4 separate regions of the Homo sapiens genome follow, and regions 2, 3 and 4 are each linked to region 1. A link is a loop called in an ENCODE intact Hi-C map of the cell type or tissue named here. Cell type or tissue: heart right ventricle. All regions are shown on one strand.

Region 1 (8,000 bases):
TGGGAGAGAAAATTTTTTCTATCCCTAGGCACCAAGAGAAATTTCCCATGGGAATGTTACAAATGAGACATTGAACCACCTAATACAATTCCATAGAAAATACAGAGGCCTTTGGTGTATGGCTACTTCTTATATCAATCCTCAGTGAAACCTTACAACTGAATGCTGAATTAAAATTTAACATTAATAGGAGGTCAAAATGTTACAGTAAGAATTTATAGCTTTCTAATGATCTCCTTTTCACCCTTTTATGCTCAAGTGTTTTCTCCGCAATTTTAAGAGAGAACTCAAGGACTATTTATAAGGGTTGCAGCCAATGTGGAGCCAGCGGCAACCGTAAATATATTTAGTGATAGAGTCAGGATATAAAAAGTCTCAATAGAATGGTACAATAGGCCTATTTTAATAAGAATCTTCATGAAGTCCTGCTCCTGTGCCCAAAAAAACTAGCTACATATATGCAGAATCAGGGAGGAACAACTAAATATCAAAGCCTGGGGAAAAAAATTTTAGGGAATTTTAATGTTGATTTCAAGAGGAATATAAAGCAAGTTGAGGGAGGGGGACAAAACATAATGTGATTGTAGGGGCTCTGATATAAATATCTTGTATAGAACACAGAAAGAGATTGGTCCAGCTCTTGAGGGTGCTGTTCGTACTTTCTTTCCCTCCTTCCTTCCTTCCTTCCTTCCTTCCTTCCTTCCTTCCTTCCTTCCTTCCTTCCTTCCTTCCTTCCCTCCCTCTTTCTTTTCATTTCTTTTCTTTTCTTTTCTTTTTTCTTTCTTTCTTTCTCATGGTCTCACTCTGTCGCCCAGGCTGGAGTGCAGTGGTATGATCTCAGCTCACTGCAACCTCTGCCTCCTGGGCTTAAGCTCACACCCTATTGTGCTCATTCCATCCTTGCAAAGAAAAATAAGCTCACCCAGAGAAGAGCAACCTTGTATATGAGGAACATGTTAAAGAATGACTTGAATTGTTTATAGTGGAGAAGAGAATATTTAGGGGAATGATGACTGTCTTCAGCTATCATCCATTGTATGGGGCACCAGATGGCAGAACCAAGACCAGTGTGTAAAAGTCATGGGGTAGTCATCTTATTATAATAAAGAGCTTTTAAACACTTAAAGCTCTCTAAATGGAGAAAGACTAAATCATAAGGCAGAATTTGCTCATCATTTGAAGTTTTAATCAGAGATTAGGAGACCACCTGATCAGAGTATTTCAAAATATGAGTACCATGTACAGAGTTGGAATGGTTGGCCCCAAAGTCCCTTCTAAGTCTGTGACTATGTGATTCTATGTCTTCCAATGGGATTCTGCTGAGAGTACCATATAACCCTCCCCTGACCAACACACACATGCTGCCTTACACTCTGAGGCAGATGAGTAGGCTCTACCTATGCTCTGTGTACCCTATTCATAAGACATTTTTTTCTGAATGGAAAGATGAGAAATCTAACACAATATGTTTTATTTATTTAGTACTTTATAGTTTTTTTTAACAGTATTTACATTATGTTCTCTCATTTGTTCCTCAGAAACACAGTCTCATGAAAGAGTAGGGCCAGGAGTGTTTCCTCCCTCTCTCTCTCTGTCCCTCTGTCACACACACAACCCAATGGATACACACAAAAGCACACATGAACTCACATCCAAAGACACACGTGCACACGTGCACGCAGGTGAGAAAGTGGATTTCAACCTTTACTGCAATCATAACTGATGCTTACCAAATGTAATAACTGGTTATGTTAAAAACAAATCCCACTGAAATCTGAGTAAGCTCTCTGAATTGTACCAATTCCAATTCGCTGGTTTAATATGATTTTGTAAGATGTTAATATTGGGGAAAGCTGGGTAAAGGATGCATGTGATGTCCCTGTACATTACTTTTCAACTTCTCTTAAATCTATAATTATTTATTTATTTTTATAAAGCAAGAAAGTCCAAAAGGTGATATTTTACTGGTACTGATGGGAGAGAGGCAGGTGAGGAACAGGAAAGAAAAGGATAGAAAGATAAAATATAAGCATGAGGACTTAAAAAAAATATGGCATACTGAAAAGAAGCCCTCATTTGCTTCTGAAATGCAAACATTGTCTTAGAGCACCATTGGTGGGAAATTGCAGCTGAATTTACCTAGCTTTACAGTTAAAACTAAATAAAATTGTCTATACAGTGTATACAGATTGCTAATTGATTTTTAAGCATAACAGATGAGTGAATAAAAGTTTAGGGATGGGACAGAATAAATTGTTTTCCTGCCATCGGCTTTTTTTACATTTTATAAATACCTATATCAAGTTGAAAGTAAGTACTCACAGCCCAAATTACTTATGCAGAATGGCTGTCAGGTGTGGGATGAAGATGAAATAAAAATTAGAACTGTAGATTCGAGCTCTGTGAAGCTACAGCATCCCAGAGGGGAAATCTGTATTAAGATCTTATTTATCTGTGTCGGAACAAAGAGAAAACATAAAAAGTTTTTTTAATTGCTATGAACTACACTGCAAGATTTAAGTTTCACAATAAAATGCATGTTCCAATGATGGCAGTAATTTGTATTCATTGCCTTATCCCAATTCTTAGAACAGTCCCTGTATATAGTCAAAGCTCTCTATATATTTGTTGAATGCCAGACACTGCTGTAAGCACTCTACATAATGAATTCATTATTTACCCGTAATGATCCTCAGTGGTAGGTGTTATTATTATCAGTCCCATTTTACAAATGAAGAAACTGAGGAAGAGAGAGATCAAGCAACTTGCCCAATCTCCTATAGCTACTAAATGGCAGAACTAGAGATTCTAACTCAGGCAGTCTAGCCTTATTAATCATAATTTAAGGTAAATAAATATCTTAGCCATTAATAAATTAGTACTTTCATGTACAATGTAGAAAAGATCAAGTTTTCTTAGCCTTTATGGGTTTGCATAAGTAAATTTTTGGTGGAGAGAGATCAGTTGTTTTTCTTAACTACTCATAAGAGACTTTGACCTTTAAAAAGTTAAAAACCACTTCTAAAGATAGTAAGGTTTTGAAAAGGAATTTACTCTGATTCAAATGGCTCAGTACTCTAATTCACCACTGCAGATGTGTGAAGAGTTTGGTTTGAATGTGTTTGAATTGTTCCATATCTGCATCATTCCAGTTTGCACCAGGCACTTTGCATTCCCGGCTAACTGAACAGCCCTGGTCCACAAGCACTCTCTAAAGCCACTTGGCCCTTAGAGGGGAGCAGATGCTTGCATGAAGAGGGGAAAGACAGAAGCTCAGTCTTCAGTTCCCCTATAGGCCTGGCACACAGATCCCCAGCTTAATTCCAGCTAAGAGACCTCAAGTAAAGCTATTCTCACAATCTCTCTATTCCTAGAAGTCGTTAGCAGATGCTTTACCTTTCTCAGAAGCTGAGTGGGGGACTGTTTAGGTTATAATTAAATAGGAGTGCAAGCTGAAATTTCAGTTCTAAGTGCTGAAAATTTTTATTCTCGGCATGACATCATGTGACACTTCACTCACATTTGTGAAGAAGCCAAGAGAAGTACATTTATGTTGTTTTATCCCAGTCACTTTCAGAAGAGCACAAACAATGCAGCATGATCTGGTATATTTTGCAACACTGAGAAGGCAGTATTCTACCCCCCTTCATTCTGAGTTGGCTCACAATAAGAGATCTTTTAATTTAAAAAGCAGAACAGGGAAATATCGTGCTATCTCAATAGCACAGGTAACTATAGTTCACAGGTTAGAACAACTACATTCCCACCTGGTGATTTCAGCCTGCAAGAATGGGCACCAGGTCTCTCATTCCTTCATAGATCAACTTGAGCTTTGAGCATACAAGAGATTGTGCTGATAGTGTGTCAGTGCCAGAACACACTCACAGTCAGTCGGTGCTAAACGGCAAGTCTCTAAATGAGGGAAGCATTCCCACACATGGGATCAGACTGACCTAAATCTCTATTTAGATTGCTGGTAATGGGTATTTGACTATTCAGTTTAGTTACTGGTGCAGTCTTTCTCATAGTTATTTTTACCATTTATTGTTTGTGTTTTCCTTCTATTTGTGCTGTTATTTTAGCAATGCTTTTCTTTCATTCAACAATTATTTGTAGAGAAATTATTATGTGCCAGCTACTGAGCTAAGTCCTGGATATGGAGTGGTAAACAAAAAAAAAGGGTTATAATCTGGTAGAAAGTAAGAACATGATGATGATGATGATGATGATGATGATGAGGATGATGATGATGATAAATACATACATATAAATGTAACATATCCATCAGTTATCCCAGCCTAAGGGAAATGCTCCCAGTGATTTTGTTCAGGTTCACACTGGTCACAGTAACAGGATTTTTTAACTCCGTTATGTGTATATTAGTTTCCTATGGCTGCTATAACAAATTACCACACACGGTGGTTTTTAAACAACAGAAATGTATTATCTCACAGCCCTGGAAGCCAAAAATCCCAAATCAGTTTCACTAGCTCCAAACCAAGGCATCAACAGGGCTGTGCTCCCTCTAGAGGTGCTATTGGGGAATCTGTTCCTTGCTCCCTTCAGCTTCTGGTGACTGCAGCATTCTTTGATTTGTGGCCACCTCATTCCAATCTCTATCTCCATGGTAACGTTATTACCTTCTTCTCTGCGCCAAATCTCCCACCTCCCTCTATAAGGATACTTGTGAGTTCTTAGGGCCCACTGAGATAATGCAGGGTAATCGCCTCATTTCAAGATCCTTAACCTAATTGTATCTGAAAAGACCTTTTTTTCTATAAAAGGTAATATTTACAGGTTCTGGGGAATAGGACCTGATATTAATATCTTTGAGAAATTATCCAGTCCTCTACAATGTGTAAATATCATAAATCTAGAGTGCTTACAAGTGTATAGGGCTATGGAATGGAACCAGTTGTCCACAGAGCATGGGCACGTTGGTTTTCTAGTCTCAAAACAGCACACACTGAATATTTTCCACTCTACTCCTAGTTCTGACAATGCAAGTTCTTTCTTCCCTTTTCACTTTCAGACTTTTCTCCTTCTGCTTCTGCCTATCCAATCAATAAAGCCATTCAGACTCCTCTTCCTTCTTTCCCCGCCCCCCATCTTGCCTGGTCTTTGATGAGAAAAAAAAAAAAAATGTACGTGAAAACATGCAGCCAAAACATTCTGCTGCACAGCAAAGACCTTCAGATATTTTTCAGTCCTTTTTTACTCCTAAGGTGTGGGCTGAAGGAAGCAGAATGGGAGGGAAAATTCACAAAGAACACGAATTAATACTTCAGAATATAACATGGCCTCATAATTAAACACTGTGATAAGTGTTACAGAGGGGAAAGAAGAAAACAAGGAGCCATGTAATGGAACAAGAGAAGCTACTTTTAAAATATATATATATACATATTTATTTATTTATTTTTTGAGACAGGGTCTCATTCTGTGGCCCAGGCTGGAGTGCAGTGGCGTGATCTTGGCTCACTGCAAACTCTGCCTCCCAGACTAAGCAATCCTCCCACCTCAGCCTCCTGAGTGGCTGGGACCACAGGCACATGCCACCATGCCGGCTAGTTTTTGTATTTTTGATAGAAACAGGCTTTCACTATGTTGCCCAAACTGGTCTCAAACTCCTGAGCTCGAGCAATCCACCAGCCTTGGCCTTCCAAAGTGCTGGGATTACAGATGTTGAGCCACCATGCCAGGAGCTAGTTTTAATAGTGTTAGAAATGGCCTCTTTGAAGGGTGACATTTAAACTGAGATTAAGGAGAAGAGTCTGTTATCATAAGAAAGAGCTTGTGTGAAGGTCTTGAGATAAGGAAGTCCATGATTTGCCATGTAGGAGCAGCTGAAAGAACAAAGTGACTAAAGTATACATAGTGGGATAAGATGAGGCTGAAGAACTGATTGGGAGCCAACCAATGGAGTTTTAAGGTTGATACCCAAAAGTTTTCATTTTACTCTAAGTGCATTAGGAATCTGAAATCAATTCTGAAATCTGATGATATGCCAAGAGTCTCTAATACATCCTGAGGCTGTTCATTATGAAATGAAATGTATTCTACTTTTTTTTTCTGTTAGCTTATTATTATTTTTTGTATTGAAATTTTCTTTCTATATCCTTAAATCACTTGACTAGGATATTGCATATGATAACAACTTAAGAGCAATTTTCCCTTTTTTTCTGTCATCATATTTAATGAAAATTACAAACTTTTACTTTATTGTGAATTGATATTTTCAACATTTCAAAAGGGACTCATTCAAATTCAAGTTCTTATGGTTTCTCAGGAGTTAAGGTTATTCTAACCATAATACGTTTATTTACTCTTTGAGACTCTATTTTGTCATACGTAAAGCAAAAATAGCAATATCTTTCTCACAGGTTTAATCCAAAGATTAAATAAGAGAAAGTATGTAAGAGTGTCTGGCATTACGCTGGATACCTTTTAAATACCCAGTAACTATAAATTTTTTCTTTTAAATCAGATAATAGTCTTTTCTTTCTTATAATTTTATCTCCCTATAGAGTTAGACTCTCCGCCCAGTTTAAGTCATCTCCTCTGCTTTTTGTTTATCTTCAAGAGACAATAAAAGTCCCCCATTAAATACTCTAATTTCAGAGGAAATTGGATCCTTGTCATTGGTGGGTTGATTATGGGCAAGTCATTGGAATTTTTGGTGTCTTTATATCTGCAGGACTGATGTAACAACACCTGTCCTGTCTACCTTTCCTAATAGTAATTAGGATAAAAAAGAGAAATGATAAATACAGCATTAAAAGATAAGACTTATGCTTCCACAATTACACAGCATTGTTGCTGTATATTATTATTAAACAGCCTTTCACCAAACTTCCAGATGCATCTCTCCATGTTTCCTATTGCAACATTTTTCCTTAATTTACAAAAACAGAATATGTAAACCAAGTAATGGTCCTTCTTCTGTTCTAGCTGAGAAATGTGTGGTTTATCTCAAATGAATAGAATATTTGTCTTGAAATCCTGTGCTGGTCCAAAAAAGCATCATTTATATTTTGTGGAACTCACCAAGCCCAATTACCAGTGATTGCTTTAAACATTAGTGAAAAGCCAATGATTCGATTTAATCCTAACTTGGGAGGAACATTCTTCTAACTTATTTATGCTGGTCTACAGACTGTTGGCACTAGCCTAAAGCAAGGTTGGAATGTTAATATGCCACAGCTACATGAGTATACCTAGTGAAATGCAAGCCAAGTGTAAGTCTAAGGGTTTATATAATTTTCCATAATGGATTTATATCTTGTTCTGTTTTTAATTATATTCTCAAAAACAGAAGACACTGATACATATGGCAATCAGATGACATGTCACAAGCCACATGTGATTGCTCACAGGTTCATGTGAGATAACCAAACTTTAACTCAAATGTTGGTTGCTGAGTCTCAGATATGGGAAATGAGTATCAGCAATTGTGGTATTAGAACTACATCTTTCTAAGTTCAGCCAGGAGGTATGGGCTGTTTCAATAAATTTGCAAATGAATCACATTTGATCATAGGCCTTTCCTACTTGGGTTTCTTTCTCTTCTCTCATAGATACAAAATCATTAGTTGCTAATTTTATCACAGCCAACCTTACTCTGAATTGTAAATTATTGACCTTGCCCTTCAGTGACACCAAATCACTTCTCAAGAGAAGTCATGTTTTCTATTTACAGAGGTGCCTATTATCACCAACTGTGTAAATATATAGCATATCTTAAGCTTTAAGAATATAAATTTGAATAAGAACCAAAGCATAAGACTTTAGATCCTGAAGTCAAAATCTGTATATGTAGTATACAAGATTTGATCTAGCATCAGCCTGAACCTATCTTATCACCCAGCACTACCATTTCAACATAGATTTTTCATTCTGAACTAATCACTATATATGTGGTAGTCCTTACATACTTAAAAATCGAGTAAAATGTGACATCAGAAGAGTTGAGGATTCTGGGCAGTCTCTGAGCTTCTACC
Region 2 (8,000 bases), 240 kb before region 1:
CAACAAACAGACAAGCTTATAATGAAGAATCGCTCTTGCCTCTGGGAAGCCGAAGGGCATCAGAGACTGTGACTACACATATGCCAGCTCCACAGAGGAGAGAACAATTAGCTATAGCAATCTCGCCTTGTTTTGCTTAAGCACTTGGCTGTCAATATCTCCCTTCTCCAGATCCCAGCTTCAAAGAAAGTAAGTAAAGCTCCTTCACACCAAATTGTGCCTAAATCCACTTATCACCTCCCAAAGAGGTGTCTTGTTTTATAGCAACAAAAATCATCAAAGCTATGTATCCAGTTAGTTGACTCTCACTTTAAAAATTTATATGCCAGCTCTGCCTTAGATCTTGCGGATATAAAGCCAAACAAAATAAAAGTAAATTCAGTCTGCCCTTCTGTTTGGCTTTGTGGAAATTTGCTAACCAATCAGGACTATCTTCATTTAGGTATCCAATGCAGTCATAGATTCAAATTGAAACTACTGACTAACTGAAATTTAAGATTGGTCTCCTACGTCTACTTCCCTCCCAACCCTGCTTGCCCAACCAGAATTCTTTTAAGATTGAATCGCACTGCTGAAATAAATAGAGTCAAAGTTTTATCACTTCTTCACTTTGATTTTCTGGGCATGAGTTCAAGACTGAAAAGATAAAGAATTCAGATACGGTGTTATCAAATTGTGATCTATAAAAATATAGTGACCCTTTCACAAAATTTCTCATTAAACACATCTTATACACACCATTTAAAAAAATGTAGACAAGCAACTAGATATTACAAAGAAAAAGCAAATTATTGAAAAGGAAATCTCCTGGTCTTAAGCTCTACTTGCTGGGACATTGACACTCACTTCCAAAGCTCTCTCCTGGGCCTTTGCTGATCCCTAATTGTCCTCTCGAATCACTCCAATCTGTCCTTTCTCCTCCATTCTTATTGCCACTGCCTTAGGTCTGGCCCTCACTGTTTTTCATTTAGAATATACCTGTGGCTTCTTAACTGAATTCTCTGCACATTAGTTTTATAATGGAGATGGCCACATAAAATCATTTATAGTACCATATTTTATGACAGATATTTGTACACAGAACTTTGAGAAACAGTGATGCAATAATCTCTGTGCTTTCATCTGAGGAATACTAGGAGAGTTTCCTGCTCCTAAGATAATTATGGTCTGAGAATACAAAGAGAGCTATTCTTCCTCTAACATGTATAGGGTCTAGTGTATAAAGACATAGTCTTCATCCTTTACTAAGTTAAGCCTCCAATTATTTCCATATTTGCATTTCAGGAAAGTGAAACACAGAGAGATTAAGTCACTTGACTGTGAACACACAGTCAGTAACTGTGAGAAGCCAAACTCAGACCAGGTAGTCTGGCCCCAGAGTCCATGCTTTTAATCTTTATGACTTCTAGAAAGCAGGGACTAGGTTTTACTCATTGTTGAACACCCAGTGTCTTGTTCACTGTCTGGCACAGAAAAGAGGACCGATCAAATACTATTGAAAAAATAATTGATAGGAAGGGGCAAGGTGCTCAGATTCTAAAGGGAACACCATGTCATCCCCACACACTTTTGAGAGGACTGGGCATGGTGGAGACACAGAACAGGCTCTAGCCAATTCCATTCCAGATTTCTTGCTCTGACCACAGAGCCATTCGTCCACTGCAAACCTGACCATATCATTCCCCTCATCTCATTGCTGAGCAGTGTTTTTCAAACTTTTACAGGAAACATCCTCTCTAATGGCTGGCAGATGAGAGCAATCACACCCCCAGAGGGCAGACACATAAGGAGCCACACTCTAAGAGTATCACTGACTGTGCTTCACCCTCAGTATCTTAGCAAGCTTGATATTTATTCTACAATGTGTCTGCGTTTGTTGTAACGCAAAAAAAATCATGCTTATAACTTCTTATAATTCCAACTCCAGGTGGAAGACTTTACTCCTACCATGACTTCTAACATCACCTGGCCTATATCTATCTGTATTCTTTCTGGGTACCCCATACTGCAGCTTCATATACACAACAGGCCTATGGATCTGATCCAAGCTACTTAGCACAGTACATAAATCCCTTCCGGACCCAGCCCCTGACTCACCACTTCCCCTCCCACCTCTCCAGCCAACACAATCATTGGCAGTCACTGTCTCAGTCACAGTTCAAGCTGTTGTTCACCTCTAGAACTTTGATAATTAGGGCCTTGTCGACTTCGAGAAGACATACCCATCCTTCCAAACCCTTATGGGGTGCGATTTTATTGAAGTCTTTTCTTAACCCTCCCTCCCCATAGTAGGAGGATACTTAGTTATAATTCCCTAGTTTCTTGTACCGCTTGCTTTGTTTACCTAGTATCTCCCTTACTAGACTGTGCGGTCCCTGGAGGCAGGATCTTGTTTTAGTTTTCTTACTATTCCCACTGCCAAAGCAGAACCTTGCCAGTCAGGTAAATCTCCCGTTTATGGGACACTGGGTTCACAATAGGTAACAGGGTCTCTCAAGAGCAGAAGGCAAGAGAACTGACTATGAAATTGAAATGAAACACGAATTGAGGGGTCTGAACACATCTCCAGTTTCAATTTTCTTTCGTGATAGAATGCCAGATTCCAGGTCCCAGGGAGGTCCTGGCGCCCAAAAAGTTACCAGGGATGGGGGATCAGGGTTGGCACAGAAGTCACTCACCACCTGGTAGAGGGCGAGTGTTTGTTCTCCAGCGTTTTGGTCCAGGGCTTGTACCAGCTGATCTGCTCGGCAGCTTTGCCCCAGAACCTCTCGGGGTCGGTCACCGAGGCTGCGAAGTGGGTCTTGTACTCGCTGCCACTGCCGGAGGACAGTGCCCTGCATCCCCGGCCCCCGAGACCGCCCCGCGGGCCCGGGACCACTAAAGCCCTGAGGGCCGCACCGGCTCCCCGGGCCGGAGAGGACCCAGGCAAGGGCCCTCCGAGCCCCCCGGCGCTGGTGACTTTACGACACTGCAGCCAAGACGGTTTCATCTCCTCCGGCCACCCGCGGTCCCCGAGTGTGCGACAAATGGTACTCTTGCAACTTCCTGGGGCCTGAGGGAAGGGAGTAGGGGGCGGGGGCAAATTCCGAAGTGAGCCCAGAGCCCAGAAGTTTGGAAGCCACACTAGAGTCGCCGGGAAAAACCGACCTGGAGCGACCAGAGAAGCAACAGGCTAAAGTGGGGGCCCCGGGACAGGGGTGTCACAGCGCCGTTGCAGCAGGTTAGTTGCGCTGCTGCACGAGATCCAAACCCCAACATGCACTTCCAACCCCGCAGCCTTCCGGGAAAAATCGCGCTCAAACTCCAGAACGTCCTTCCGATTTCAACACACAAGTACTCCTAGGAGGAGGCCAACGGCCCATCTCTCAATTTTCAATCCAGCAGTTTGTACACGGCTGGTTTAATCTTTGGAAGGTCGTTGGTGGAGGTGGCATCGCCTCTGACCTGCAGGAAACCAGCAACTCGGTGCGTTGAGGCAAGGCTCTTTGATTGTTATTTATTGATTGATTGATTTTTCAAAATCAGCTCAGTCCCTGGTTACTAAAAACACAAGCAGCTCCAGGGCAAGGACTGCTCCGGGATTTCCTGACCACTGAGAGGGTAGGAGGAGTGGAAGGAGGTTGTGCCAGACAAATTGGGAAGTGCTTCTTGGGGTGATTGACAGGTCACAGGGAAGGTGACCCCACTGGGATGCGGATTCACCTGCTGACCAGACTCCGCATGTGATCTAGACAGAGAACAGATAGGACTTGTTGCATTGCCTCCCTTCTAATTTGCCTGCTTGGAGTTTCTGTGGCTTTTCTAATGAGAAAACAAAACAAACAAATAAACAAAAAACAAAAATAGGAAGTAAGTAAAGATGAATCAAAAGAGGAAACTGGGAAAATGTAAAAAGAAAGGTGGTATATAGTACTGTCTAGGTTTAACATTCGTCAAGCTCCGCTATTATTCATGCTTTAGCGAGATTCAGATGCAATCTTTTGCCTTAATATTATGCCAAACACATTCTGTCTTGGTGTGACAGTATTTGCAGTTTTAAATGTAAAGATACGTATTTCCAAATCTGAGGTGAGAAATAGTGGCATGCCCCTGACCTTGGGAAGGATCATAACTTGAGAATCCGTAAACAAATGATTCTGCAGGAAAAGAATAATGTGGAGATAAAGGCTAAACAGAACAGAGGTAAGTGCAATGCAAAACAGAGAATATTTCTTTAAATAACCACCTCCCTTTCCACTGAGAGGCAAGGCACTAGACTTTTCCCTGACATCTGCAGTCTACTTTAGTCCTTCCAAAGGTCTCAAATCAAATAATGTCGAATGGCCAAAGACACAGTCACCATTTAAATCCAGAGAAAGTTACAAAGCCATTTAACCTCTTCATCCTTCCAGAACGACAGATTTATTATTGGCACCTAGCATGTGTTCACATTATACTGGGCACTTTAAACAAATGTTAGCTCCTGTAATTCTCATGAAAGTACCAAGAAGTGGGAATCATAATCCCATGTTTACAAATGGAGCTAGTATAGAGATAGATCGACTTGCCCAAGGCCACGCAGCTAGCAAGTGAAACAGTCAGGATTCAAACTTTATGGATGCCCAGTATTTCAAAGCCCAGATGCTTTGAATTACAGATATGCCGTGATACAATTTACTGACACCTCAAGGTGGAGGGCTAGGGGAAAACCCACTCTAATCCTGTCACTCACTCCAGGATACTGTGCAAATACGATCATTTTATCTCTGTGCCACAACTTGAACAAGGAGGGGAATCTGACTCCAAAGTCCACCATTTTAATTCCAGGCTGAGTATCTTCTACTTTAAAAAAAAAAAAAAAATCTTAGAATTCCAGTAAAATATGACAAATTGAATAGCCACATTCATTCTTCTCCTTAAAGAAACTCCACTGAAAGAGAATCAAAGAGGGCGGTTGTCGTGGTAAAAATCCTACAAGGATAAAGAGAACAGGAAAAGAAAAGAAACCAAATGAAAGAATAGAAAGAAGATGAATCTGTGGAATATGATTTAAAAGTGGGAGGAGGAGCTTGTGGAGGAGAAAATAGATTTTCCTAAGGAGAATCCATTTTCTCCTTAGGAACCTGGTATGTCTCAAGTTTTGGAGGTGCTGGGTTCCTCTGAAGGTTCAGAAGGAAGTATGAAGTTCAGAGCTTAAAAACAAGGAACTGATTACAAGATCACATGAGGCAAAGTTAGACCCCCGTATCGCCAGATGAAACCACTTTTTCTGGACCCATCAGTATACCATTTTTTCTTTTGAAAGTAATTGTATACAATAGATTGTTACTGTAAGCTCCATTTCAGGCTGAAGGGAGAGCATAAGTGTAGACACAATCCAGCAAATGCAGTGGGTCTGGTTTTGAGAGTGTTCAGTGTACAGGTAGAGCAAGCAAGGCCAGTGGAACTAGAAGATTGTACTGGACAAACAGCCAGACAGACGAGTGTAAATAGTGTCAAATGCAAGTCAGTACCTCAGGATAAACTATTAGCCTTTAAATTAAGACACCAAGAGCCTGTTGATTGGTCATTAAGCATATGAAAAGATTAAAATCATGAGCCATGAAGTCTCAGGTTGAATCTTATTACACTACTGCCACTTATTAGGTGTGAAAATTTGGAAAGTTAATTTTCTGAACTGCAGTTTCTGCATCTGTAATCTGAAGCTGATAATCTTACTTCACAGGATTGTTGCAAGGTTCAAATATGTGTAAACTGCTTAGCATTGGGTCAGTAGCAAGCCAAGCTAATTTAGGACAGCAGCCAAGCCAGTGAACAACCAAATAATCTAAAAATTCAACCCTGCAAATTAACATACCTAAAATTTAACAATCAGAACCTCTCAAAAGAAACAATTTTAATTTAAGCATGTATATAAATTCTGTATTATTTCAAAAAATAAAATTATATTTTTAATTAATTTGAGGTACAAGGTAATCACAATCTTTTCAATGGTTAAGCATGCTAAAACTCCAGCTTATTAATGCATAGTATTTATTTCATTGTATGTCATAATGGTATAATTAATATGCTATTCAGGATGGCATTTTAAAACATCATAAGCAGATTTATTGACAAAATTATTTAAGAGAAGCATTCTAGCAAATGGAAAGAGCAAAATAATGGAGACAGTGCAGAGAAAGATCAGAGAGAATAAAAAGGTGTGGAAATTTGCTCAAGAAAGAATGAAGGGAGGGGAGAAAACTGGAGTCAGAATACTTAATGCCTGCTGAGGCAGGCGGATCGCCTGAGGTCCAGAGTTTGAGACCAGCCTGGCCAACATGGTGAAACCCCATCTCTACTAAAAATACAAAAATTAGCCAGGTGTGGTGGCGCAGGCCTGTAATCCCAGCTACTCAGGAGGCTGAGGCGGAAGAATCGCTTGAACCCGGGAGCCGGAGGTTGCAGTGAGCAGAGATCGGGCCATTGCACTCCAGCCTGGGCCACAGAGCAAGACTCCATCTCAAAAGAAAAAAAAAAAAAAAGAATACTAATGCCTAAGGAAAAAATGCTGAAATACAAAGGAAGAACAGAGTGGAACTATAATTAAAAGAGAGAAAAGATATAAGGATCCTACAATCCAATTTTTCCCACTTTACAATCTTTACCAGGTTTGGTCATCACTAGCAGAGGTTAACGTTTTTACCAGAGAGAGAGAGAGAGAGAGAAAGAGAAAGAGAAAGTAGTTAAATTGTAACAATTTTAAAATAATGCATTCTGCTGGCCACAAAATTTATATTTTCACCTAACTATTTTAAGAGCCAAATGTCTAACTACAAGTATTAGAGCTACTAAAATGTTTGATTGTGGCTGGGCGCAGTGGCTCACACCTGTAATCCCAGCACTTTAGGAGGCCAAGGCGGGCAGATTACAAGGTCAGGAGTTCAAAACCAGCCTGGCCAGTATGGTGAAACCCTGTCTCTACTAAAAATACAAAAATGAGCCAGGCGTGGTGCTGAGCACCTGTAGTCCCAGCTACTCGGGAGGCTGAGAAGAAGAATCGCTTGAACCTGGGAGGCAGAGGTTGCAGTGAGCCGAGATCATGCCACTGCACTCCAGCCTGGGCAACAGAGCAAGACTCTGTCGCAAAAAAATAAAAAAAAGGTTTGCTTGTAACTTCCATGCTTCTGGTTTCTTGAATATTTTGAAAACTTAGCAAGTATATGTGGAGGGGTTTGCATAAAGTACTTCATCTGTGCAGCAGGGCTGAGCTGAAGTTTGCCCCTGCAGAAACACTGCAAGTTTATTATGATTTAACAAAGGGTTTCTGGAAAATATACTGATTTTCAGGGCTTAAAAAATAGCTTTTAAATGTCTAAAATGAAATCATACATAGTAATAAAATTGTAGACTCCTATTTTGAAACTTTCTTTTTATTCCCAAATAGTAACTGCAGTTAAAAAAAAAAAAAGAAGAAGAAGAAAAAGGCAGATGAAAGAATCATTTTAAAACATGTAACATTCCAATAGATGGGAAGGCATTCTACAACTCCAGTTCATTCTAGCAGCCAAATATCCTCCACTAATCTTATTTTTATTTCTGAAAAAACAAAACAACTGAAAGTTATTTCTAATTAAAAAACATATTGGCCGGGCGCAGTGGCTCATGCCTGTAATCCCAGCACTTTGGGAGGCCGAGACGGGAAGATCACCTGAGGTCGGGAGTTTGAGACCAGCCTGTCCAACATGAAGAAACCCCGGCTCCACTAAAAATACAAAATTAGCCGAGTGTGTTGGTGCATGCCTGTAATCCCAGCTACTCAGGAGGTCGAGGCAGGAGAATTGCCTCAGGGAGGTGGAGGTTGCAGTGGGGCAAGATCATACCATTGCACTCCAGCCTGGGCAACAAGAGCAAAACTCCATCTCAAAAAAAAAAAAAAAAAGAACTAACAAAAAAAACCATATCTAGTTACTTCTATTTGAGAAAAACATGAAGGGAACAACGACGTAGGCAAATATTTTCAATAAAAATTACTAATATTT
Region 3 (8,000 bases), 420 kb before region 1:
TTCAATACTTGGAAAGGAAAAAAAATCCACTATAATGAGTTCTCTAAGAGCAATCTCCATATCAAAATCAGAAGCACCCTCGGGAGCTGCTCTTGTTACCGATTTTATCTAAGGAAGAATACATAACAACTCAAAAGCTCAGGTCATTTACATTGGGATAAATTTTCATTAGGAACTTGATCTAGAGAAGAGGAATGTGAGTGGCTTATATCTGAGAGAAAGAAGGTCTACTAATATGTTCGGAATCCCTGTATGCAGGGAAAATAAATCTTTCTCATCTGAAATCTTGTACTCAATCATCCAAGTCCCTCTAAAGCCCTTTTCTCCATTTGCAGTTGCTTCATCAAGACTGCAGAGGTTAGACAACTCCACTGTTCGCACATACTCATGTTGACCAGCCACTCAAAGGAGGCAGCACTGACCTGCTGTGAGTAGTTTCCCTTTGGCTGACAAAAAAAAAAAGACAAAAAAATGGAACCTACATAGACTAATAAATATACACTATACTCTTTGGTATGCCCTAGCAGTACAGAAATGAGATAACCCTTTTGAATTGCTTCAGGGGAAAAAGAAATCTTCATATTGTAACACTTAGTCTAGCATTTCCTATCACCATCTGTCTCCTGTGGTTTAAGGTCTGCCTGTTGGAGGCCTATCACTGTATTATTACACATCAATGGGTTGCCACTACACTGTTTTCTACTTTTTAGTACCATTTCCTGTTGAGTAACTTAGCATTTTATTGATAATAATTCAGCACTTTAAAAAATCCTATCTTTTTAAGTGTATATTTTATATAAGGAAGCCAAGGTAGCGGATAGGGATTTAAGCAAGTTCACCGAGTCAAATAGCAACAGACAGGAAAATGATTTAGAGATGGTTTCATATTAAAAAATAGAAACTTGCCGAGGCAGGTGGATCACTTCAGGTCAGGAGTTAGAGACCAGCCTGGCCAACATGGTGAAACCTCATCTCTACTAAAAACACAAAAAGTAGCCAGGCATGGTGTTGCACTCCCATAATCCCATCTACTTGGGAGGCTGAGGCAAGAGAGTCACTTGAACCTGGGAGGCAGAAGTTGCAGTGAGCGATGGTGCCACTGCACTCAAGCTTGGGTGACAGAGCATGACTCCGTCTTAAAATAAATCAATAAATAAATAGTAGAAACTGTGAAAAATTCAAACCTTTATTACATTGTTTCTTATCAATCTGATTTACACTTGCTAAAAACAAATATAAATTTTAAGTATTTAAGACATATAGGAACAAAATAAAATTACTTTAAGAATGGAGAATAGGACCAGCACAAAACCTTCCTATGTAACCATAAATACCAAGCATTTGATTTTAAGGAAATACCAATTAATGAAAGCTACTTTAAAATCCATATAAAAATGAGGTTTTATTGAAAAACAGTCTTAATAGTAAAACTGTGGTTTCTTAGATTTATAAATGTCAAATGTTCATAATTTTTTTTCAACCTAAAACTATGCTTTACCAAAATATTTAACCACTTTCGATGAATCAATATTTTAGAAAAATACTTTTTAAGAGCGATATTTAGAACAAAATGTGTGCACAGGGTTAAGAGAAAACAGTTATAGACAGAGGAACAACTCACCTTGTGCTGTTTTCATTGCCTTGAACTAAAAGTGCCACACAATTTATTGTTGGTCTTTTGGGCTTAGGATGGGAGCAGATATGCTGCCTTATTTGGATCACTATTTGAAGCTGATAAAATGAAAAGCATCCCGATAAGAGATTTAATTTCAGAATGTACAACCCTTACATTAAAATTTTAATTATGGTATATAATTTGGCACCTAATTAGACATGATTTAAAGTATATAATAATTTGGCTAAATAAGAGGTCTCCCAAAATACTGTTTATATTAGATTCTACACATAGCATTATAATTTCTTCAGGAAATGAACACTTCACTAATTTACAAATGACTATTTAATATGTTCAATAGTGCTTGCTTCTTAGCTCTTAAGTGATGGGTAGAGTTACTCTATTTGCAATCTGTTTTTTGTGCATGACATTCTAGTTCATATTTCCTAGTTTTTACCATTAATTGGGATAACAGTATTCATTTACAATAATTCAATCTAGGACAACCATTTTTTGTTTGGGTGAAACAACAACACTTTTGATATTAAAATAATCCAGAGCATACTACTTGCTGTTTCTTTTGTGTCAGTAATAGCAATTGTGAGCTTTTTCTAAGTACATTATGGCTGAAAACAATCAGCAATGCCATACTACTGACACAAACGTTTACAATAGGTGACTTATTATCGTTATGTTTTTGTAACAAATAAAGGTATTTTTTAAGAACTCTAAAATATATGAACTAGAATATAAATCTACATTATGAAATAGGTCAATTCAACCCAATTTATTAATTAGCAAGTTGTAAATTTTTCAGAAGGCATGCTAACATTTTGCATAACTACCTTTGTTTACATTACTGCCATACTTTCCACAAAGTTGAGCAAATTCTATTATTTGTTAAGCTCCCCTGCACCAAATTGGAGAAAAGCAAATGTTAATTACATACGGCTGTTGGCTACATCCTAGATGATTTCCTTCTCATGATCTTCTAGGACAGGAGTAAGCAGGCTGCGTGGAGGTACACCACAGAGGAGTAGAATGAGATTTCCCAGTCTGGGACTTTTCAGTGAACTAATGCTATCCATTGTATATTTTAGATGGCGTCTTTTCAGTCTACTCTACCTAAAGTGCACTACCATCTAAGAAGACGAGCAGTGAAAACCTTTGTGAAAACTGAATTCTAAGGAAATAATGACGTCATGACTTATTAAAAGCTGAAAAATGTGATTTTTGGGGGGAGTCAGATATTACATTTGATTAGTTTACTACAAATTGTAATAAAATGCTTAAGTCATTTGAATAATAAACATCATCTACATCATAAACTCTGTACAACAGATGCTTTTATGAAATGAAGCCAGTTGTTTTTCATGTTTTATTGTAATATACTAGGCATTTATGTATTACCGTGCATTTCTTTTTAAATGTGTAAGTCTTATGTAAATGGATATAAATATGATTTTTTAAAAAATAAAATATATGGTTCATGGAGTCTCGAGTGCAAACATTTGACAATTCCAAGTACTGTTTGTATTTTACCATTCCACCATTTTTACAGTTTTTGGATTGTTAATAGTCAAATCAATATGTTTCCTTGAAGCATGTTTCATGCTTCAACGTGTTTCTCCTTCAAGTCTGTCAATACTTAAAGCTGAACAACCTGCCTCTGATCATGTAAAAAAGAATGATTTAACCTGGAACCGGAGCCAAAAATAGAGCTTTAAAGGCAATCAGGGATGTCCTATATCTTTAGAAATAGCACTGTGATGGCTTGATCTCCTTTTCAATACAAAACAAAGCCAAGCTGTTTACAAGGGTCAAAAGCAATTATTTAAAAATTTATATTAAAAAACCATAATCTTCTCTTGTTACCTGTGGACCAAGAAAAAAAAAAAGATAAAAAAACTTCTTTACTAAGAACCACATGTTCATTCAAATATCTTGAAATGCCAGCCAGTACTGGACAGTGAATGTCAACCACCGCAGAGTCTGAGGCTCATTTCCACTAGAGAAAACGAAACCCAAGATACCTTTCCCTTTTGTCAATGTAACAGGGCATTAGCCAGACTCATGTCTAATGTTATAAGCTTTTAGCCGAGATGGCCTTGTTGCGACTTCCCTGAAGTCAGTTTTATCAGAGGAAATAAATGAAAGACAGAATGATTAACATATATAGTGTATAAAAGTATAGAAGAGTAATCTCTTCCCTGTGGCTTTATTTGGTGGTGTTACTGTTGTTTATTCTTTGTTTATATGGGAGATTCAAAGTAAAGCCTATTTAATAATACCATTTATCTAACTGCTGATTTTCTGCTGCTTGATCTTATTAAGCGCAAGACCTGTCATTAGTAATTTCTTTTCTGTATTTTAATTTGCTATGTTTGCACGTACATTACATTTGTTTTGATGTCTATTTTTATTTAACAGATTCAGTCAAAAGGTAATGATAACAGAAACCCTTTCCATTGTCAATAAAAAAAATAATAATTCCAGTTCTCTGTTTAAGCTTTGTTTTCTAGTCACATAAGGCTCGACAATTTACTTAAACTATCAGGAAATGTGTTCTTTGGGTGACCCAAATATTTAGCTTCAAAATTGAGTCTGCCACAAGAGGGAGATCTAAACTTGCTTATGGGAGTGATCTTAAAATTTTTTTCTAAAAATGTGGCCTGAGTAGGAACAATGAGAAGTAGCTTTCTAAGCTCATCTAAACATGGGCATCTTGATTCATAGAAATGAAATAGAATATAGGAACTACGACATTATAATGCCATAACTAGATTTGTATCTACTATTATATAACACTCAATCACTAAAATCAATTTCTTTCTTTTAAAGATCAAGTTAGAAAGATTAATCATCTATAATAGACACTAACATATAGTGATGCAAAAGATCCAGGTATTTCCCTCAAAAAAGAAGCATAAAATATGTTTTAATTTATAAGAAAGATAACTTCTACTAGATTCTAAAATCCATTTAATGGATTAAGCTCAGAGTCTCAACACGTTACTTTTGATCATCAACATTATAAATTTTCACATTTTTAATGTTCAGGACCTTTCAAATACAATTTTATATAAACAAAACTGGTTTTTAAATGTAGGATAGGTCTCATTTAAATATGTTTAATATATTTTCACAAGCAAAGTAATTCAATGAATTGGAAAATACTATAACTTCTGAAAGCACTTTATATTTTCATTTTCCAATAACTTAACAGTAAGAAATCCTATGAAAATACCAAACGAAGACCTCACAGAATTTATTCTAGCAAGTTTAAGTATGTCTGCATTTTTTAGTAATATTATATTGTTGTTTTTAAAGATACATTTAATTCAGAATCTTTAAAGTACTATCTAGCAAAAGTGATTTATGGTTAGTAGTAAAATAGAATTTTTTCCTCCCAAATTTTAAGCAGTCTGATGATTCAGGTATATCTTTCTTGCCCTATTTTTTCATCACATAAAAGTAACAACATTCTTTGATCTTGCAATTCCCCAGTGAGACACAGGAAATAGCCACTTCCCCAGTCTCCAGCACTGTTTTCCATTCCCATCCTAGTGGAAAATAACCCAAGTCTGCTTGCTGAGATGTCGCTTCAGATTTGATTACCAGAAAAAATGTGCAAGAGGACCAAAGATGCAACCTTTACCTAATTATTGGATCTGCCTGAGCTTAAACCTTGCAAATGAACAATGATACACATTCAGGTAAATAATTTGCCATTTCAAATTAACTGACTCTTATTTGAAAAAAAATAAGGAAACACATTCTACTCCTAAGACATTAAAATGAGTTATTAATGAAGACCACAGTTGTGACAATGGATAAAACGTACCAATGAAAGAGGCAACTCAAGGATCCCAACAGCTTCAAATGAGAGAGTGTCTATGTAGCTGGTTTAATTCAGTCTACTAACATAATTAAAAGGAAAAAGTAGATGAATATATTTTTCCAGGTGTAACAATCAAGAAGGCAATTTAAGTAAATAGGAATTTACTTTGAGAAGCCATTTATTTTGCAGTCTTCAGTCCAAAAAAAGTCAACATTTTCAGAATTTTTTTATATAAGTTGTAGGTCATTTTTATAACAATAAACTTTCTATTATCTATTTATCTCTCACATACATTTCATGTATCCTGAGTATTATGTTACAACAATCTGCTCTTGATAGTAATGTTCCTGATAGATTAAAAGATTGAGAAATACTTGAAGAACGATCAAAGATACAATGAGCATGGTATACTTTTGGGTTAAAATGTATTCTTTGATAACTGATGTCATATAGATCCCTAAGTAAATCAAATATTTAATTTCCTACATCTGTCTACCTTAGTTAACTGGCCCATTCCTATAAGCTTAACAAAAACTCACTTTACAATTATTTAAAAAAAACATTTAAGAGATTTTTAGAAGTTAAATGGAAAGATACTTTTGGACATTACAATATTTTTAATGAGTTATTATTTTAAAATTAGAGATTTCACATAAAAACCAGGATTCTTTGTTTTCTCTTTAAAAAAACAGAGGCTCTTGCAACAGGAGACCTGCCTCCTTTTTGGGCCATATTCTGCTGGGTCCGCTGCTCCTTGAGGTATAGCAGGTGATCTGCAGTCTTCACCATTTTCTACTGTCCTTTGTCCCTCAAACCTAGTGGCTTAAGTTCACTTCAAAATCACCTAGACATTACACTACCTGCCTAGAAACCTTCTTGTCTTTAACCTAATGTGAAAACCTTGATGTTTCTCTCTTAAGAGTTTTCCTTGCCACCCTACCCCATTTGTACATCGATTCCTTGTTTCCACAGGAATCTGGAATCATTTGGATAAACATAGTCAACTAAGAACCTGAGACATGAAGAGGGGCTCCCAGGAGCCCTCATCTCCATGAAGAGATTGGACTAAATGATCTCTTTGTTCTCCGCCAGGCATGTGGTTTTTTTGTTGTTTTTGTTGTTTTGAGATGGAGTCTTACTCTGTCACCCAGGCTGGAGTACAGTGGGGGAACTTGGCTCACTGCAACCTCTGCCTCTTGTATTCAAGTGATTCTCCTTGCCTCAGCCTCCCGCCACCACGCCTGGCTTATTTTTGTATTTTCAGTAGCTACAGGGTTTCACCATGTTGGCCAGGCTCGTCTCAAACTGCTGACCTCAAGTGATCCGCCTGCCTCAGCCTCCCAAAGTGCTCGGATTACATGCTGAACCAGGTCAGACATGTGGTTTTCCTTGCCTAAGTAACAAAAGACCTGAAGGTATAGCTATAACCCCGGTGTTCTGCTTTCCCTCAGAAAATGTATAGAAAAGCCCTCCTACCTAGATAATAATTTCATCTGTCTAGATGATTACCTAAACTTCCCATTTCATCTATTTTATTTAAAACAATGTGAGCATCTAAAGAATACTAGAAAATATCTAAAATTTCTACAAGAAAAATTTTAATTATTTTCTGACTTTAAGTTTTAGATTTTGGATCAAAACTACAGATTCTTGGTTTCAGGAAGTGGCTCTATATTAGTGTTGCTTTCAATTAAAGTGTTCTTCTTGGGAGGTACAATTTTAAAAATAATACACTAGATACGTTTTTCCTAAAGCAGTAGATGACATTCAATAAGCCATGTTATAGATAACTAATAACAATGCTAACAGGGTCAAACCAAAAAAAAGGCACAGGTCTTTCACATGTTTTCATTAGATTTGTTTAGGCCAAGTTTTACAATTCACATTTCATTTTGCAAGTAATTTCTACTGAAATATTTATTTCTGAGAAACAACTCAAATAATTTAATTTCAATTAAGAAATTAAATCAACTCAAAATAGGAATAAGACAAACTCATTATGCTTGCTTCAGCATTTCTTCTACGTGGCCAAAAATGCTGGGGTCTTCAATTGTAGAAGTTATCTGGAAAAAAAATTAGGGTCAGGTGAATACTCTTCCTTGAATTTCTTCTACTCTTTCTATAATTAAACAATTATATGCAATGTTGTTTTCCCCATTGTCTTGTAATATTCATATGGAAAGTTTAAAAATAGGGAACTTTGAACCTAATATATTAATACTCATCTGTAGCTTTCCAGAGTAAAAAAATAAACAGTTCAGTTAGCAAAACTATTGGACCTAGATGGTATTTTCTCTAGAGTTGGAGTTCCTCTTAAGAGTCTTCTATATATTTCTGTAGAAAGAATGTTTCTTTTTTGTCACTTGTTCACATAACTACTCCTTACTGTTGCATTGCCTTTTATTATCTTAATGATAAAAATAGGTATATCTTTGCACACATAATGTACACACAAATTAAAACATATGATTGAATCAGCCTAAGATTTCCTAAAATAATTACAAAATTAGCATTTATCAGTTAGAGCATTTTAAACATCTACTG
Region 4 (8,000 bases), 290 kb before region 1:
TGTGGTGAAGGTTAAGGGATCTGGTGAAAGACAGAAAGAAAAAAAAAAACACGATTTTAGTGTTTTATTCTACTTTATATTGCAAACTCTATAATTGAGTGCTATGTTTCAAGAACTTCAAAGACGCTAGCAGAAGATTATGAGAAAGATACACCAAAGTAATAAAAATCATGAACTTGAATTATATATGGAACTCAAAAAAACAAGACAAAAATTGGAAAGTTATATCCAAACATCTCAGTGTGCAACCCCTGCAGAAAGTGACCATGCTTCATTATCACATTACTAGGTACATCATTTAAGGTACCACACTGAGAGAGACCAACGAGAATAGCTAGTCATAGCCAAAGCTGTGACTTCAGCATCTTGAATTATGCCAGTTGAATAAAAATGACATTCAACCAAGGCCCACACTACCAATAATTCAGTAACTTTATAATCCAGTCTCACTTTACAGTGTTGATGGAAGATGCCCACCAATTTTCTGTCCTCTGAAAGAAATGAGATTAAAAAATAACTAAGATCAGAGCAGAACTGAAGGAGATAGAGACACAAAATTTCCTTCAAAAAATCAATGAATCTAGGAGCTGGTTTTTTGAAAAGATCAACAAAATAGATAGACTGCTAGCAAGACTAATAAAGAAGAAAAGAGAGAAGAATCAAATAGACGCAATAAAAAATGATAAAGGGGATATCACCACCGATCCCACAGAAATACAAACTACCATCAGAGAATACTATAAACACCTCTATGCAAATAAACTAGAAAATCTAGAAGAAATGGATAAATTCCTGTACACATACACCCTCCCAAGACTAAACCAGGAAGAATTTGAGTCCCTGAAAACACCAACAACAGGCTCTGAAATTGAGGCAACAATTAATAGCCTACCAACCAAAAAAAAGTCCAGGACCAGACAGATTCACAGCCAAATTCTACCAGAGGCACAAAAACGAGCTGGTACCATTCCTTCTGAAACTATTCCAATCAATAGAAAAAGAGGGAATCCTCCCTAACTCATTTTATGAGGCCAGTATCATCCTGATACCAAAGCCTGGCAGAGACACAACAAAAAAAGAGAATTTTAGACCAATATCCCTGATGAACATCGATGCAAAAATCCTCAATAAAATACTGGCAAACCGAATCCAGCAGCACTTCAAAAAGCTAATCCACCATGATCAAGTTGGCTTCATCCCTGCGATGCAAGGCTGGTTCAACATAGGCAAATCAATAAACGTAATCCATCACATAAACAGAACCAAAGACAAAAACCACATGATTATCTCAGTAGATGCAAAAAAGGCCTTTGACACCATTCAACAGCCTTTCATGCTAAAAACTCTCAATAGACTAGGTATTGTTGGGATGTATCTCAAAATAATAAGAGCTATTTATGACAAACCCACAGCCAATATCATACCGAATGGCCAAAAACTGGAAGCATTCTCTTTGAAAACTGGCACAAGACAGGGATGCCCTCTCTCACCACTCCTATTCAACATAGTGTTGGAAGTTCTGGCCAGGGCAATCAGGCAGGAGAAAGAAATAAATGGTATTCAATTAGAAAAAGAGTAAGTCAAATTGTCCCTGTTTGCAGATGAATGATTGCATATTCAGAAAACCCCATCATCTCAGCCCCAAATCTCCTTAAGCTGATAAGCAACTTCAGCAGAGTCTTAGGATACAAAATCAATGTGCAAAAACCACAGGCATTCCTATACATCAATAACAGACAAACAGAGAGCCAAATCATGAGCGAATTCCCATTCACAATTACTTCAAAGATAATAAAATACCTAGGAATCCAACTTACAAGGGATGTGAAGGACCTCTTCAAGGAGAACTACAAACCACTGCTCAACAAAATAAAAGAGGACACAAACAAATGGAAGAACACTCCATGCTCATGGATGGGAAGAATTAATATTGTGAAAATGGCCATACTGCCCAAGGTAATTTATAGATTTATTGCCATCCCCATAAAGCTACCAATGACTCTCTTCACAGAATCAGAAAAAACTACTTTAATGTTCATATGGAACAAAAAAGAGCCTGCATTGCTAAGACAATCCTAAGCCAAAAGAACAAAGCTGGAGGCATCACGTTACCTGACTTCAAACTATACTACAAGGCTACAGTAACCAAAACAGCATGGTACTGGTACCAAAACAGAGATATAGACCAATTGAACAGAACAGAGCCTTCAGAAATAACACCACACATCTACAACCATCCAATCTTTGACAAACTTGACAAAAACAAGAAATGGGGAAAGGATTCCCTATTTAATAAATGGAGCTGGAAGAACTGGCTAGCTATATGTAGAAAGCTGAAACTGCATCCCTTCCTTACACGTTATACAAAAATTAATTCAAGATGGATTAAAGACTTAAATGTTAGACCTAAAACCATAAAAACCCTACAAGAAAACCTAGGTAATAGCATTCAGGACATAGGCATGGGCAAGGACTTCATGACTAAAACACCAAAAGCAATGACAACAAAAGCCAAAATAGACAAATGGGATCTAATTAAACTAAAGAGCTTCTGCATAGCAAAAGAAACTACCATCAGAGTGAACATGCAACCTACAGAATGTGAGAAAATTTTTGCAATCTATCCATCTGGCAAAGAGCTAATATCCAGAATCTACAAAGAACTTAAACAAATTTACAAGAAAAAAATCAAACAACCCCATCAAAAAGTGGGTGAAGCATATGAACAGACACTTCTCAAAAGAAGACATTTATGCAGCCAACTGACACATGAAAAAATGCTCATCATCACTGGTCATCAGAGAAATGCAAATCAAAACCACAATGAGATACTATCTCACACCAGTTAGAATGGCGATCATTAAAAAGTCAGGAAACAACAGGTGCTGGACAGGATGTGGAGAAATAGGAACATTTTTACACTGCTGGTGGGAATGTAAACTAATTCAACCATTGTGGAAGACAGTGTGGCGATTCCTCAAGGATCTAGAACTAGAAATACCATTTGACTCAGCAATCCCATTACTGGGTATATACCCAAAGGATTATAAATCATGCTACCATAAAGACACATGCACATGTATGTTTATTGTGGCACTATTCACAATACCAAAGACTTACAACCAACCCAAATGTCCATCAATGATAGATTGGATTAAGAAAATGTGGCACATATACACCACGGAATACTATGCAGCCATAAAAAAGGATGAGTTCATGTCCTTTGTAGGGGCATGGATGAAGCTGGAAACCATCATTCTAAGCAAACTATCACAAGGACAGAAAACCAAACACCACATGTTCTCACTCATAGGTGGGAATTGAACAATGAGAACACTTGGACACAGGGCGGGGAATATCACACACGGGGGCCTATCATGGGGTGGGGGGAGGGGAGAGGGATAGCATTAAGAGAAATACCTAATGTAAATGATGAGTTAATGGGTGCAGCACACCAACATGGTACATGCATACATATGTAACAAACCTGCACGTTGTGCACATGTACCCTAGAACTTAAAGTATAATAAAAAAAATTCAAGACCTTGTGTGAAACAAAGATCTCAAAATCGCAGGTCACAGCCAAATGTGACCAAGATGTATTTAAGTTGGGGCCATATCACATTTTAAGAAAATGAACCAGCATATTAAATTTAGTAGGTTTCACATACAAATCTAGATCTCCAGTTTCTCTAGAAAAATTGTGAAGTCTAGCAGCACCAGGCCTGTGTTCTTGAATAACAGCAATCAATTGAACCAGATGATCAGCCTAGTGGTTTGCCATAGAACTCACTATTCCCAGGGGCATTTATCATACAGCTTGCATTTTTTTTCATTCTGAGTTTAAAATATATTTTTTACCTCTTATTTATTTTATGTTATATGCTTACACCATAGTTCCCTAACCATACAGAAAGTGTGATACATACCTACAATTGATTTTTCTCCCATCCACCCTCTTCTGTAGGCATCTGAGTTGTCAACCACTGCCCTGAAAACAATTTTTAGTTAAATGAGGCTGCACCAGTCCCGTGTAACCACTAGATGGAGTCTATTTGGCCTTGCTTGTTTCAGCTGCTCCTCAATGTTTTGATAACCTGATAACCACACCAGAGCTGGTCTACAGACAAAAGGTTTACAGAATCAATAGTACGATTTTCTTTTCCAGTAGTTTTCAGGGCTAAATGTCACTCTGGTAAAATTTTCCATTATAATTTGTAAATCTAAATATATATGTATGAGAATATGCATGGGAAAACATATGAGTTCATAATCACTCAAATAAAGTATTATTGGAACTCCAAAACAGAAGGCATTTGATACTGCTATTTCAGGGTTCACCTAGTTTTTATCAACTTCAGGTGGAAAATTATCAAAGAAGAAAACAGGTATTATTTTTATGGAATGACATATTCTTATCCTACCATAAATGTCTGAGTGTAGAGTTACAATTTCTATTATTAGCAAAAGGGAAAATATTTTAATATAGGTTGTTTATAATAAATAGTTTTTCAACTGAAGAAAAGTTAACCATGTGCCGTTCACCCAATTCACATTCATCTTTGCACCTTCTTAAATTTGTTTTTAAATTTGTCAATAACTTGATGGTTTTACACAAGGATAGACCAGTAAAATTGATTTTCAGTCTGACATCAAGGGCAATACAGATCCCAGGGGAGCAAGGCCAGCTAGCATGAGGATACTATGCTACCAATGTGTGAATTACTGGGCTGCGAAGGAAGCCTAGAGGAAATGAAAAAATGTATTTATTTAGATATAACAATGTGTGACTCTTCCCACTAGAAATTAGATGAATCATTTTGGTACTAATTTAAAGCCATTTTAACACATAAATGTCCTGTCATTGGTTCAATTTATGTAGTATCAGCTGTATGTCCTAAACTGAGGTTAAGTCTACAGGTACAAAAATAAGAAGGAAATGGTTGGTCCTTACACCAAAGAAATTTGGAGTCTGGAAAAAAAAAATCACATACAGGAATAATAATTGTAAAGAAAATGCAACAACTGAAATTTATATATTATAAAATGGTATGCACATATATTTGGTTTATAAATAACATAAATATAACATATAATGCATCAGACAGAAGTAAAAGCTTTAAATTTCAGTTATAAAATGAAAACATATTGCTATGAATAATGAAAACTAAATTAATAAAAAATTTTATGTTATCATTCTGGAAAATCTTTCAAAAACAGTCTTTGGGGTAGTATAACTTTGTGACCAGATGCTCATAGCTCAAATATAAAGATTAGTCAAAATTGGCAAAAAGCTATGTTCTACAGAACAAATTATCACTTGCTTCACAAATAGCAAGTGTGCTCACCTAAGGAAAATCATGCTTGTACGAAAAAAGATAGTTCCCTAGTTTCCAAATTGTAGTAAAAATGCAGTGATCATGGGCAACTTCAAAACCACATCAAAGAAAACTGTATGAAAAAGCAGACAGGGAATGCATATTTTCAAAATGCCACAATGTTACATTGCAAACCCTGGTCTAAACCGTAACAAAAAATAAAACTAATTTAAAAACCAATTATAATATCTGAGGAAACAGATTACTAAAAGTATGGATAAATGAATTGTTCTTGAGAATATGTATAATTTCCATAGAAAGAGTTATATAAAATACTTGCACCTTACTTTTAAACATATTAATCATACACATTTTTGTTTGTTTTACTTGTACACATACAGGCAGCCATTGAAAAGATTAAAATTTTAACTACAATGAACAACTTATTCTTTAGTCCATGCATTAACTATGCATTCAGGTAAATATCTGTGAAAATAATCAGTTATTCTAAAACTGCTTAAGATCTGGAATGATAGTAAAACTATCTTTTTTGGAAGAGAATTTTTCAGGAATATAAATATTTTCATATAACATAAGAAGCTTCTAGAAATGTAACATTTTTAGACAGTTACAATTTATTAGATACAGCATTGAAATAATTTTCATTGAAGATGATATTATGCTAAGCCAATTTATTTTGAGATATGTCTCTTAAAACCAGGAAAGTTAGAGATGTTATCTAAAAAAGAAAAATCTTTCTTTTAAAGATGAAAACATTACATTTACACTTACAAGTAAAATGTATTATTATTTATCTAAAACACAGAGGAATACTTATTTTATATTTAAGAATCGCATTGTATTAAATTTTTCAAGAACAATTACAAAACGCTATCTTACATTCAAAATAGTTATCTGATAGTGGTCTAGAAAACATTTACTAGCACATTTCTTCTCAAATAATTTTCTTCAAATGAAAGAGTAAATACCATTACTCAGAATTATCATTTTTCTCATTACCAGTTTCTTCACACATGGGTTTCAATCAATATTTAGTCATTTTCAGACTATGTATTCACAAGCAAAGTGAAATAGATAATTATTTAATCCCTTTAGTTCAAGCTCAAAATAATCAGTATTTCAATAATCTTTGCTTTCAAGACTACTGTGATTTTCAGACTGTAATTTCACAGAAAATTAGTTAAATCCTGTATTTCCCTATGTATATGTGCTCAGTCTTGATAAGGAATATTGTCTTCCATTTCCTTGATACTTATGTTAAAATTTACAAGAAAATCATCAGAATTCATCACATCTTGTAAAGCATATTTTGTTAATTTTAAAACAGTATTTCTGTGTAACAGGCCATTGTGGACAGAGAAAATAATTCTACGTCAAGGAGAAGTCCAAGGTCTAAAAGAATGGAAAATGCAATTGATGCCTGTTATTAACACACAACAGGACTAGGGTGCATGCAATAAAAAGGAAAGAAAATACACAGACAAAGAATAATTAAGGATTGCATCCACTTTTTACCATTTTAACATCTCTCCACTATAGACATTAATAATTGGGTAATTGTAACTTTCTCCTGCTTTTACTCACTGGAGAGTTGCTGCCAATATCTCTAATCATCACAGCATGTGCCATTTGGCTGAAAAAGTGAAGGCAGTTTAGTATAGAGAGAGAAAACATTCAGGATGAAGTGGGTTGTGAGATGAACTGGAAAGGCATGAAGAAACAATATTAGACATGATACAGAGTCTTGTTATGCCCATCGAGTTTAGACTAACCCGAAAAACAATGTGTAATAATTGAAAAATGTTCATCCTCTTTAAAAGTAAGTGCTTTCCACATTCTTAAAATGTAATGATTATTGCATAAACTAGAATCATTAATGTAATGATTATTGCATAAACTCGATTATTGCGTAATAGGGGTAAAAATAAATAAGCTTATTTGAGAAATATTAAGAATGGGGCCACAGTTTGGGTTTTAGCAACTGATTGGAAAGTGATGCCATTCACATTGGACACGTTTAAATTTGAGACGCTAGTGGAACAACCATGTATAGACACCTACTCGGCAATCCTGCATATGATCTCAACATCAGAAGAGAGATGTGGGCTGATGACACAGAACTGAGAATAGCCAGCGTTGCCACTGGGAGTAACCATCACATATGTGGCAAAAAAGGCCATTGGCGCAGATATAATCACCCAGGCGGGATGTGTAAAATGGAAAAAGAAGGCAACCTAGAAGCAGGTAGTGAAGGGACAGGCAAAAGAAGCATTTAAGAAGGATAATTAGAATGAACACAGGAAAGAAAGGAAAATGAGGGCAGAATGGTATATAGAAGTTAAGTGAAGACTGGCAGAGAATGGACAAAAATGTTAGACATAATAAAGAGAGGAAGTAAAATATTGAACACCTATTGGAATTAATAAGAAGAAAGCATTAATTACCTTAGCTAAATGAGGCAGTAGCATATTTTAGAGGGTTTTGGTTATGTGTGTGGTAAGGAAATTTAAAAGGCATTTTTCTGAAGTTAATCAGTGAATGAAAATAGATAAGAAACTAGCTAGTAGTAGAAACATTTATGTATTTTTTTTGTTTTGTTTTGTTTTTTTTTTTTGAGACGAAGTCTCGCTCTTCTGCCCAGGCTGGAGTGCGGTGGCGCAA

The links. A loop is a pair of places that touch in the nucleus more often than their neighbours do. Peaks named below come from ENCODE experiments on the same cell type or tissue, not always from the same donor. Only the 100,000 strongest peaks of a DNase experiment are listed, where the experiment ranks them.
Region 2: it touches region 1 in a loop (4-fold over the local background); 4 of 110 quality-filtered maps call a loop at or near these places.
Region 3: it touches region 1 in a loop (2.7-fold over the local background); 21 of 110 quality-filtered maps call a loop at or near these places.
Region 4: it touches region 1 in a loop (3-fold over the local background); 12 of 110 quality-filtered maps call a loop at or near these places.

The regions. Positions count from the first base shown.
Region 1 is chr12:80,834,079-80,842,078 of GRCh38, reverse strand. The region is part of intron 4 of LIN7A (lin-7 cell polarity scaffold A); the gene reads left to right. Among named protein-coding and RNA genes, the nearest start is that of MIR617, 5.4 kb to the right of the region's middle. In heart right ventricle, a CTCF peak has its summit at 4,523 (motif pointing left); no DNase peak of the experiment used is centred here; H3K27ac peaks cover 1,226 bases.
Region 2 is chr12:81,073,110-81,081,109 of GRCh38, reverse strand. It overlaps ACSS3 (acyl-CoA synthetase short chain family member 3), which reads right to left and starts at 3,031. Exons shown (of 16, transcript NM_024560.4): 1 at 2,679-3,031. The coding sequence starts at 2,989. In heart right ventricle, no CTCF peak of the experiment used is centred here; DNase peaks (open chromatin) are centred at 3,099 and 3,579; H3K4me3 peaks cover 4,285 bases; H3K27ac peaks cover 4,655 bases.
Region 3 is chr12:81,254,376-81,262,375 of GRCh38, reverse strand. ACSS3 (acyl-CoA synthetase short chain family member 3) reads right to left here. Exons shown (of 16, transcript NM_024560.4): 16 at 1,166-7,519. The coding sequence ends at 7,454. PPFIA2 (PPFI scaffold protein A2) reads left to right here. Exons shown (of 33, transcript NM_003625.5): 32 at 336-427; 33 at 2,716-4,401. The coding sequence ends at 394. Among named protein-coding and RNA genes, the nearest start is that of PPFIA2-AS1, 21 kb to the left of the region's middle. In heart right ventricle, a CTCF peak has its summit at 4,239 (motif pointing right); no DNase peak of the experiment used is centred here.
Region 4 is chr12:81,125,167-81,133,166 of GRCh38, reverse strand. All of the region lies in intron 2 of ACSS3 (acyl-CoA synthetase short chain family member 3), which reads right to left. ACSS3-AS1 (ACSS3 antisense RNA 1) reads left to right here and starts at 7,309. Exons shown (of 5, transcript XR_007063390.1): 1 at 7,309-7,583. In heart right ventricle, a CTCF peak has its summit at 4,032 (motif pointing right); no DNase peak of the experiment used is centred here.